Regions from separate parts of the Homo sapiens genome. Here region 2 is linked to region 1. The links are chromatin loops, found by intact Hi-C in ENCODE. Cell type or tissue: PC-3. All regions are shown on one strand. Each heading gives the region's core, and the rest is flanking DNA. Links, peaks and the distances in the headings are about the cores only. Region 1 overlaps TLE4 (TLE family member 4, transcriptional corepressor). Region 2 has its middle 15 kb from the start of LINC01507.

Region 1 (5,380 bases), core at 166-5,165:
GGTGGTATTGACCCATCTAGTTACTGGGTGGGTTTCAGTCTTTTGTTGACATTGTTGTTAATGAAAGCAGCCCAGACGAGCTGTGAGCAGCTGGGCTGGATAATTGTGAAGGATTCATGCTTGTTGCTGTTACCCCCAGTGTTTGCAGTGGGTTGTTTGCTTTGACTTTTGTTGAACTGTTGACAAAAGCATTAGATACAAATGGGAACAAATAAAGTGGTGAGATGCCAGGAGGGCTTGGCAGGAGTAGTGGTTTTCTTTCTGACTGAAGTGGAGGATGTCGGAACGTATCTAGATGGGAAGTGGAAGGTGTATTCGGTGTGTGTGTTTAGCAGTTTACCCTTCCGATACCAAACTGGAAAATTTTGTTGCTTATGTACCTTGGCTCACAGAGGTGAGAGAATCAAGGAGGTCACCGTATCTTGTAACCCTCAAAAAGCCACGCTCTTTACCATGCCAGTCAGGTGGCTTGCAGGCCAAGAATGTTACAACAGAAATAGTTTCCAGATTCCCCCTCCTCAACTTAAAACAAAATTTTAATAATAGAAGTATTTTGGACTGGGGAGATGACAGGCATGACGTTGAGGTGGGGAGGATTAAGAAGAACAGTATATGCTAAAATAGTATAGCTAGCAAATGGAAGTCATCTACTGGAACGCTTTTAATTTGCTTTAAACAAAATACTCTTTTGTATATTCAAATGGAGAGTAGCTCAGCTGTTGTGAAGCCAGAAAATTAATGGTATTTTTAGTGAAATAGCAAAAGCATGTCAACAATGTAGCTGCAGATGATAATGCTGGCATTTTATTCATGAGGAATTATCAATGCAGGTTACTGGACAACATAGTGTGACTGAAAATGATTGAGTGTCGGAGAAGCCCGCCATCCTTCTGCTCGATTATTTCATTTTGCATTTAGGCTTCCCCAGGCTTCATTTGTGCATGTATTTTCCCTATCACAAACCAAAATATAAAGTCTCCCTGGCTTAGGATTGTATGCATATTTTTTCTTCCTTTAAAATGTCTCCAAATGAAAGTTCCCCTTGAGTATTGACTCAGAAGCTGAGGAGTTCATTTTCAGTGCACACATGGTCAGTGGAGGTGGTTAGGCTTCAGAGATAGGTCCCTCTGAACAGTTTATCTAAATAGGTCTATGGCAGTTGTTTAAAAGCCAGCAAAACTCACCACCGTTTGATAGATGGAAATTGTCACAGAATATGCCTTCTCTGACAAGTAGAAGATTTGGAATAAGTAGTGAGGCCAGAAAAATGTTTAAAAAACATGGGCAAGAATAGGCAGAAACTGTATTTAGGCAATTAAAATGTCTTTTGGAAGAGTGCGTTTCAGTGATAGTTGAAGAGTTACTAAAAATATATTTGAATAGTCAGGAAAATTAAGCTATGTCTTTTTTTTTGGCCTGCAGTTTTGGTCTGAGGCGCTCTGGGCACCATCACTCACATTGTTTTGTTGGTATTATTTCACCTAGTGTCTGAGCAAGGAAGAGGCTAAGGCTTCCTTTCAACATTCTGTTCTCCAACCTCATTTATTGGATTCCCCTCTGCTACTGGTGACAAAAAGAATGGATTATACCTTTGTGTAATTGTGCTTGTTCCAGTACTTCATGTGACCAAATCTAGGAAAGAATAGGAATTTACTGAGTTTGTTAAAAGTGGGAATGGCCCAATTGTTTTAGTCTTTGCAGCATCTTAATCCTAGAGAGCAGTGACCAGTGAGAAGAGGTCAGGATTTTCTCAGAAATGGGGGCATGCGTTACATGGCTGTGCTCCACTCAAAAAAGTTACATGAATGCTCCCCACGTTTCAGCTCTCAGAAGATATTTTGCTTGTTTCAGTACTAGATGGTCAAATGGTAAAGGCCTAGATCTGAAGTTCATGAGGAAGAAACCCCTGAAATGACAGACACTGAATGGGGATAAATGCATCTATGTGATTAAGTAGTTGGTAGTTCTTCCAGGGTTTATTACTCAAGAGAGGAGGTAGGGAAATCGTGCAAGTAGAAAACTTGAAAAGACTCACCTTAGAGGGGATAGCTAAAGAGTAAAATGAGTAACAGTTAAATAAGAAAAAAAAAAGAAAGAAAAAAAAACTTGAGAAGACAATAAGGCAAGAAGTTTATCACCATTAACAAGCCAGAAGAAAGAAAGAGACTACACCGACTTGACTCAGCATGACTCCAAAATTATGAGACCCTGGGCAAAAGCACAACAAAAGGCTCACAAATGAAAAGAATGAGTTCAAGAGAAATTTACTTAGGCCACGTCAAAAAGATTGGTACACTGCACCCTCAGGCAGTGACCAGAGATGCAAGGGTAAGCATATTTTTGTAAAAGACCTGTTTTACAGACAGATATGCCTCAGTCTTTCCTCCCCCTCCTTTCCCACTGCTCAAGCAGGTATTCATGTTTGCTGTGCTTTTAAAGCTAAAATATCACCCTTGTTAACGGTGACTCAAGGTGACTCTACATACTCTGTTCAAACTGCATTTCTTAAGGTTGGGAAGCTGGTGTGTGTTGGGACCTGTCTACTTCTGTGCATGTGGCATGCTATGAACTCTAGACAGCCAGTAGGCAGGAAACAGTGTAGCAATACCAGCTAGACACTCATCCTCTGGAACCAGGTGGTCTGGGTTCAAATCATGCCTTATGCTATTTACCATCCTTGTGATTTTTGGCAGTCTTCTTCTCTATCTGTGTAACATGGGAGTGGTAAAGTTGCCCAATATAGTAGGTCCTTATTGGTTTTTTTTTTGTTTGTTTTTTTAGTGTACAGTATGAGTAATTTGAAAATGACCTGGTTGTGTTTATTCTTTGGAGGGTTAATATTTAAATTAACTTGCATTCCACAAACAAACACAAAACTAACAGCAGAAAGGAGCAAACTAGAAGTGTGCCAGGCCACAGGGAAATTATTGAGATTAAATTTTGCCTAAAAAAAAATCTACAAAATGGATCTTGTACATGCAGATGGTTGAGAATTAACTTTAGCTGATCCTAGCACATATTTAATTCCATTGGGGATTTTGTGTTTAGGGATAGTTCAACCTTGGCTGAGAATGTGACTTTTATGTATTTTACAGCAAAACTACTTGCTGCTCATAATGGATGAAATTGGAGACCAAAGAGGAAGAACCTTCTGGGTTCCTGTCAGTCTAAATCCTGATTTTAAAAGACATTCACCTGCCATGCTAGTGTTGTGTGCTTCTACTGGTAGGAAAAGCTAATAACTACCCTGACGAGCTCAACGAGTGGCCCGAGGACTGTGATCTCACAGTTTACCGTTTTTGCAGAGAGCCTCTTTTATTTTCGTGTCAGATTATCTGTAAAATGGACTTCTCCCTCCAGTGTTGTAAACCATAACAATTCTGGCATTCCTCTAATTGTGTGGGGAGAGGGAGTATACCCAACAGATGCTTGTCGAGCAGGAGAGACTCTTGCTGCTTTTCATTATTTTACTACTCATACACCTAATCCCTGTCAATAAGGTTGGCTGTTTGGGGAAAGAACACACATCCCTGCACTATAATACTGATTTATTTGCAGCTTCTTTTCTTCAGACCGAGTTAACTGAGGAGTCTCACAAGGCAGTGAGTCAGCCTTGCTATGGACTTTGACAGAAGTATATCTGAAGGGAAGGGAGTGATTGCAGTATTCAGGGTGCTGGGGAACAGCAGACCTGGTTCAGCAAGGGGAGGTTAAGGACTATACTCCCACCCCTACTCAAGACATGAATGCCTCTCATAGTGTGATCCCTGGTTGCTTTGTTTTCAGTGAAGATTAGCCTCAGTTTCTCCGTTAAAAAAAAAAAAAAGTCAGTCTGGAAGATTTTATACGGCCTATGCTTTTTAGGCCATTGAAACAAAACACTTTTTTTTTTTTTTTTTTTTTTTTTTTTTGCAGAGGTGGTGGTGGGGGAGGGGGGATGCCCTTTCAGTGATTAGTGCCCTGCTACATAGTTGTCTTCCAGAGCTACAATGTCAAGGAGCCCTCCTGTCCTGGGGAGAGAGGGTGCGCAGAATGGAAATTCAGCTTGCTCAAAGAGTCATACCAACAGGGCTCTAGCAGATTTCATATTTTCTTAATAAGAATGACAAAGGGGCCAGAGTCCTGGAAAGTAAGATACACACTGGGCATAAGATGGTGTTTGCCCTCATGGGAAGAGTGTGGTTTTCCCACAGGAGAATCCAGAATAACCAACCAACATGGCCAAGTTTCCCACTGTGGGCGGGCAGTGAGGGGCCCCTGAGCAGACAGGATTTCAACTTCCCACATGAGCCAGGGTGGGTCTGGCAAAGGTTTAGGAGATGTCTTTCAAGTGAATCTGTTTTTCTACATGTTTTCTACCTCTGGATGTATAGAGTCAGCTTCCTGCATGACCTGTTTTTGTGAGACAGAGGACCTGGGAAACATGAGGCCATATTTGAGGCGGTTCATTCTTACCAACCGCCAGACCTTTGTTTTTAGAGAAGTGGAATCTTCACCAAAGGCCCAAGAAGCCTTTGTGGGGTCAGCTGTGCTTGAGAATTCTTGAATCTTTGTTACTCTTTATCACCTACCTGAGATGCCACTTTTGCTTGCTTAGCTCAGGTTTGGAATTTGATTTAAGAGGGATTCACATTTCTCTGTTTATCAGAACTTAGCATCAATTGTGTTTCTTTGTAGAGATGTATGTTACTTAAAAGATAAGGGAAAGGAGCATGTGTTTCTGTAGCTCAGAAAACCCTAAGAGGAAGGACCAGATAAAGTGGAAACTTTCTACAGCGACAATTAGAGTTATGTTAAAGAAACAAGTGCAAGTGAGGGCAGGTGGAGCATAGAAAACTCTCAGCACAGGGACTCAATTAAAAATGCTTTTAAAATGTAATTCCAATCAATGTGGATAGTCTTAGAACATTGCAAGATGTGTGAAAACATGCTTTAAATGCCAGCAACCAGTGAAAAGGGCACGGTTTTAGAAACCCTGCTATAAATTATGTGCCTTTGGCTTTCAGGAACGTGGAGGATACATCGCTGAAATATTCAGAATAAATATCAGAGAGAATTGTACAGTCTTTTCATTCTGCAAGGAATGAAATTTTTAAAGAGCTAGTTGTGTTTGGCGTAAGATCCTGAAATTTTTTTATAGTGTCACAACATTTGTTTTGGGAGATGTACAAATCAAATCTGATTATAACAAATATTATAACAAAAATATCCCTCTAACCAAACAATTTCTAGACCCCAACCAGTGGTCCACTTATTTAAAACAATATTGAATGTAACCCAATTCCATTAAGGCAAAATAATGTGAGTTAGTCTTGGAGTTTTTCTTTCATGAGTTCCTTACCTTTTGGAATTCATATAGGCAATTGGCAGTGATTCCAAA
Region 2 (5,380 bases), core at 275-5,274, 140 kb after region 1:
ACTGTATTTTCAGGAAAATACCAAAGAATTAAGGGACACAGAATTCACTTTTTGCTCTTGCAAAAAGTCATGCAAAAACCTCTTGCAAAAAGTCATGTCTACACAAGTGCAAATATTCTGAAGTAATTACTTCTCTGGGACAGTTTGACTATTTTCATGGCCTTTTGGAAGCTGGTCAGGAGATCTCTGCTTAAACAAAAGGGAGCAGCTAGAAAAATTATCCTATTATTGCAAAGGGTATTTACTTATGATGTAGAGATGTCTTTTATGGGATTCTTCTTAAGTTTACTTAGGTTTACTGTGACCATATTTTTGTTGATATTTTTATTAATATTTTATATTGGTAAAATAATTTATATTTTACTTATCAGTTTCCAATTATCTTATAAAACTTTTCTAGACATCCTATAAGGTAAGCAGAATTGGTATTAGTGTTCCCATTTTACAGATGAAGAAATTGAGACTCAGGGAGTTTGTATAACTTGCTTGGGGCCACAAAGGTAAGGAGTTGACTTACCTGGAACTGGTACCTAGATTTTGTGACTTTTAGTCTTCTGTGTTTTCCATTGCAAGGGGTTGTTTCTATACAATTGGATTCAAGCATATATCACCAAACGAACTCTGCTGATAGAAACTCAGACCTTGGGCTGGGCACCATGGCTCACACCTGTAATCCCAGCACTTTGGGAGGTCGAGGCAGGCGGATCACGAGGTCAGGAGATCGAGACCAGCCTGGCCAATATGGTGAAAGCCCATCTCTACTAAAATACAAAAAATTAGTAGGGCGTGGTGGAGCGTGCCTGTAGTCCCAGCTACACAGGAGGCTGAGGCAGAAGAATCGCTTTAACCCGGGAGGAGGAGGTTGCAGTGAGCGGAGATAGTGCCACTGCACTCCAGCCTGGGAGACACAGCGAGACTCCGTCAAGAAAGAGAGAGAGAGAGAGAGAGAGAGAGAGAGAGAAAAGAAGGAAGGAAGGAAGGAAGAAAAGAAAGAAAGAAAAGAAAAGAAAAAGGAAAAGGAAAGAAAAGAAACTCAGACCTTGAGTAGAGATGATCCCATGCAAGCTGGTGAAATGAGGTGTTATCCAGTGGAGCATTTGTTCCTCCCCAAGGGGAGGTTTTACCAATGGTTTGGGTGCCCTTCAGTGTGCTTACATTGAGTGGCATCAGGTTTTCAGGTTAACTAACTTCAGTCCCAGTGGCTGTGGTGGGAGATCAGTTGCAGCTGCGCTAATTCTGCTACCCTTCAATGTGGCCATATGAGCAAGTGTTAGGTTTGCACTTTGCAGAGAAAATGAATATGTCATAATCCCAATTCCTCCCTGGGTATTTTGGTTGGCTTCAAGTGCCATTCCTTTTGTAATTAAGTGGGAAAGAGAAAACAGATGGTCACCTTGTCAAATCTTGTTTTCAAGTTAAATACACACAGCCTTTTTTCCTAAGTAGGATAATTCCTTTTTAATGGTAACGCTTTAAGACAGGGAAACATTGGTGGCTGTGTCTAGAGTGCAATGAATCTGCATGTATTGTCTACCTGCTTGAACAGTGAGCTTGGAAAAAAAAAAGTCCTCGATTTTTAAGAACGTGCCACCTAGAATCTTCTGTGTTGTCTATAACTGTGATTATTTAGCTTCTCTCTTATTCAGCCTTCTCAGGGTTACACCTTCTCCACATATGGCTAAAGTGCATGCATGGAGCAATGATATTTACCTGGAGACTAGACAGTGCCATTCAACTGGATATTAAAGGAACAGTGAGGAGAGTTCCTCTGGTGGTCCCACTATCTCTGCATTTTATTTACTTTTGGATATTGAGAAGGATCTGGAGAGGTGAAAGAATTGAATGACTCAATAATTCCTCAAAACTGGAAGCAATCTCTTATCCATTAACTTCCTGGAACAATGAGGACCAATTGATTAGGGAGCTCTTAGGTCCTTCTTAGATCTTTCTCCATGCTATGAGGAACATAGAGAAAATACCATCATTTTTTTCAAAAAATTATAAAACAGTATAGTGAGAATCGATTGAATGCTGTCTACTGGGCACTTTATGGCCCTCTAAGAGTATATCTAGATCAATTGCTTTATTAGAATGATGAGATAACTAGTCCCTCTCCCCTGCTTTTGTGAAGGGATAGGGAAATGAGAAACGGATCTTGTCTTTGCTAATTCCAAAGTCTCTCTTTCACTCCCTTAAGTGCTTCTTTCTTACTTTCTTGTCCTTTTACCGTTACACTCTCTGGAACATCCACACTATCCAGACAGAGAGAAAACCTTGATTCAGCTTCTATTCTAGAAAAACACAAGATTTTTGTCACTGCTTTGCTAGCAATCAACAGTGATTTCTTGAGTGCCTACTGTGTGCTTAGAAGTGTGTTGGAGTCCTCCCTCTTTCCCTTAAGCGGAACACATTGATTTTTAGAACACTTTTAGTTAAGACTTTAATTTAAAATCCAATGTTATTTTAAAAATGTTTGTCATTCCTCCTGGATTTCTGAAGTCTTTTCCTGTCTATGTGTTGGCTTGGGGGAAATTTCCTTTTTCTTTGTTTATTTCATTTTGCTACAAGTAAAGGAGACAATTTAAGCTTGGTATTTTTGTGAAGTTTCTTTAAAAGCGTTTTGACATTGTGGTTGGTGGTCTGATTAGTTCAGAAAGAATTTGTATTTAGTATAAGTGCTTTTTATCTAAAAATATATAGCTTGAGAGACCAGCTAATACTGTGTACTCAACTTAAAATATGCCTATGTACATATTTAAGCTCAGTTTGGCTAAAAAGTCCTTTGAACTAGAACATCACATACCACTCCCCAATTCCCATGCTCGAATGTTGGCTAACAGAGAGGACAGTAAAAGATAAAGATCCCTTGAACATATAGAACCTATATAAGTCTAAATTTAAACAAATAACAACTGGACTTTAACCACTGCTGGACAAATATTATCAGCTCAGAAATGGAGACCTAAATACTGATTCATTGATTGTTTAATTAAATTTATTATTAATAAATTAATTGTCCAAAAAAAAAGTCTGGGTAGTATGAATTCCACTCTGAATGGGGCTACACAGCCAAAACAAATGACTTTTGCACAGGATTTTATTTTCCTCTATGATTCTTAAGGAAGGTCTTCTTTGGATTATTCACTGTTCTTGGCTTTTTTATTATTCCTGGAGGAAAGGCTGCACAAAACCACAAATATTTCAAATGTCATTGTTATCATTGAAATTACTCATTCAGACTGCAAATGAAACCAGGAATGTTTTTGCCATTTAAAACTTCCAGAAGAAGAGTGAAAAAAATACAGAGTCTTCAAGGTTAAGCAGATGTGGTAAAAGCACATTCGTTCAATGTTTGTTTTGCTAATGAAAGTGAAAGTTTAATGCATGTTACAGATTTCTCCTCTGCCTTTTGTTAAACTGTTTTTTGATTATGAAGTTGAAAAAGGAAATTGTAAGAACATAATTTTCTTTAAGATCTGAAAACTCAAGAATTTTGATTGAGTGACATATATCTTTCATTTTTTAATTAATGCATTAATCTGTGTGGCATTGTAATTTATAATTTAGAAGTTATATTTTATTGAAAAGTGTTTTTAATAGTGTTAACTGGTTTGTTCATCTGGGACAGTTTGATGAGTTCAACTTTTTGTTTTTATATATATGTACATATTTTTTGAGACAGGGTCTCACTTTGTTGCCCAGGCTGCAGTGCAGTGGCATGATTATGGCTCACTGCCACCTGGAACTCCTGGGCCCAAGCGATACTCCCACCTCATTCTTCTGAGTAGGTGGGACTACAGGCAAGTGCCAACAGGTCTAGCTAGGTGTTTTGGTTTTTTAAAAAATATCTTTTGTAGAGATAGGGTCTTCCTATGTTGCTCAGGCTGATCTCCAACTCCTAGGCTCAAGTGATCCTCTTGCCTCAGCCTCCCAAAGTGCTGGAATTACAGGCGTGAGCCACCACGCCTGGCCAAGTTCAACTTTGTAAGAAAACTTACAAATTTCTCAGAACTGGTTTCTAAGACTTTGGTCTCTTTAAGGATGCCTTTTTCACCCTTGGCCTAGGTACTTGATCTTGAAGTTCTAAAATGGGATTTTTCTCTTGGCTTGTATCCCAGCTTCCCACATTTTTTTGAGGGAGAACTTGAAGATGATTACAGGAATTCATTTTTTTTCCTCTTTGCATTTTGAAGATGAAGAAAACATTATCTGTGTGAAGTTTAAACTCCTAGATGATTACTTAGAGTAATAATAATAGTATGTGGTATTTACCTGAAAAGATGCTATGAGTTAAGAAAATTTTAATTCTTATTTTTTAAAAATGCTATTAGATTTAGGTACAGTTAAAAATATCACTGTAATCCCAGCACTTTGGGAGGCCGAGGCAGGTGGATCACGAAGTCAGGAGTTCAAGACCAGCCTGGCCAAGATGGTGAAACCACGTCTCTACTAAAAATACAAAAATTAGCCGGACATGGTGGTGGGCGCTTGTAATCCCAGCTACTCCAGAGGCTGTGGCAGAGAATGCTTAAATATGTGAGGCGGAGGGTGCAGTGAGCCGAGATCTCCCCACTGCACTCCAGCCTGGGCGACAGAGCGAGACTCTGTCTCAAAAAAAAAAAAAAAAAAAAAAAAATCACTGAGGTAGCTAATGGGTGATGGTTGCCAACTGATTTCTGGTGTTGACAACTAGATTTCCTTTTTGTTCTCCCTTCAACTTCAGTCATCCTGTAGTTACCACTTGCTGTCCCTCCCTGACATGAGCACTTGTTTTATGTTTGTTTTTTTTTTGAGACGGAGTTTTATTCTTGTTGCCCAGGCTGGAGTGCAATGGCATGATCTTAGCTCACTGCAACCTCTGACTCCCGGGTTCAAGCAATTCTTCTGCCTCAGCCCTGCCAGTAGCTGAGATTACAGGCATGTGCCACGTAGAGACGGGGTTTCACCATGTTAGTCAGGCTGGTCTTGAACTCTTGACCTCAGGTGATCTGCTCGCCTTGGCCTCCCAAAGTGCTGGGATTACAGGCGTGAGCCCCCATGCCCGCCCTGAGTACTTGTTATTTCATACTAAGTAATGAATACTACAGTTTGTTAAGTTCAATGCCTAACTAAATATGACCGATGAATGCTTACCAGCCACCTGAAAGTTAAGACCGGCTATGAAGCACCACCCCCGATCCCAGGGGTTACAACTTGAAATCAACATTTGCATATACCTTTAGAAAAATTATTATGGAAATTTCTGGAATGTTGCCATACTCCCTATTTGAATTCAAATGATAATATAGTCAATTCAGGAAAGAAAATCATCCTAAAATTTCGTATTATGATTAGAAGTGTAATTTCGCTGAAATAGAAAATTTCTAATTATTAAATTTGA

What was found. A loop is a pair of places that touch in the nucleus more often than their neighbours do. Peaks named below come from ENCODE experiments on the same cell type or tissue, not always from the same donor. Only the 100,000 strongest peaks of a DNase experiment are listed, where the experiment ranks them.
Region 2: a loop joins it to region 1, with 4 times the contacts of the local background. A loop is called at or near these places in 2 of 110 quality-filtered maps.

The regions. Positions count from the first base shown.
Region 1 is chr9:79,668,114-79,673,493 of GRCh38, forward strand. The region is part of intron 8 of TLE4 (TLE family member 4, transcriptional corepressor); the gene reads left to right. Among named protein-coding and RNA genes, the nearest start is that of TLE4, 99 kb to the left of the region's middle. In PC-3, for the core only: no CTCF peak of the experiment used is centred there; a DNase peak (open chromatin) is centred at 2,318; H3K4me3 peaks cover 1,279 bases; H3K27ac peaks cover 3,733 bases.
Region 2 is chr9:79,806,871-79,812,250 of GRCh38, forward strand. No RefSeq gene overlaps it. Among named protein-coding and RNA genes, the nearest start is that of LINC01507, 15 kb to the right of the region's middle. In PC-3, for the core only: no CTCF peak of the experiment used is centred there; a DNase peak (open chromatin) is centred at 3,211; H3K4me3 peaks cover 467 bases.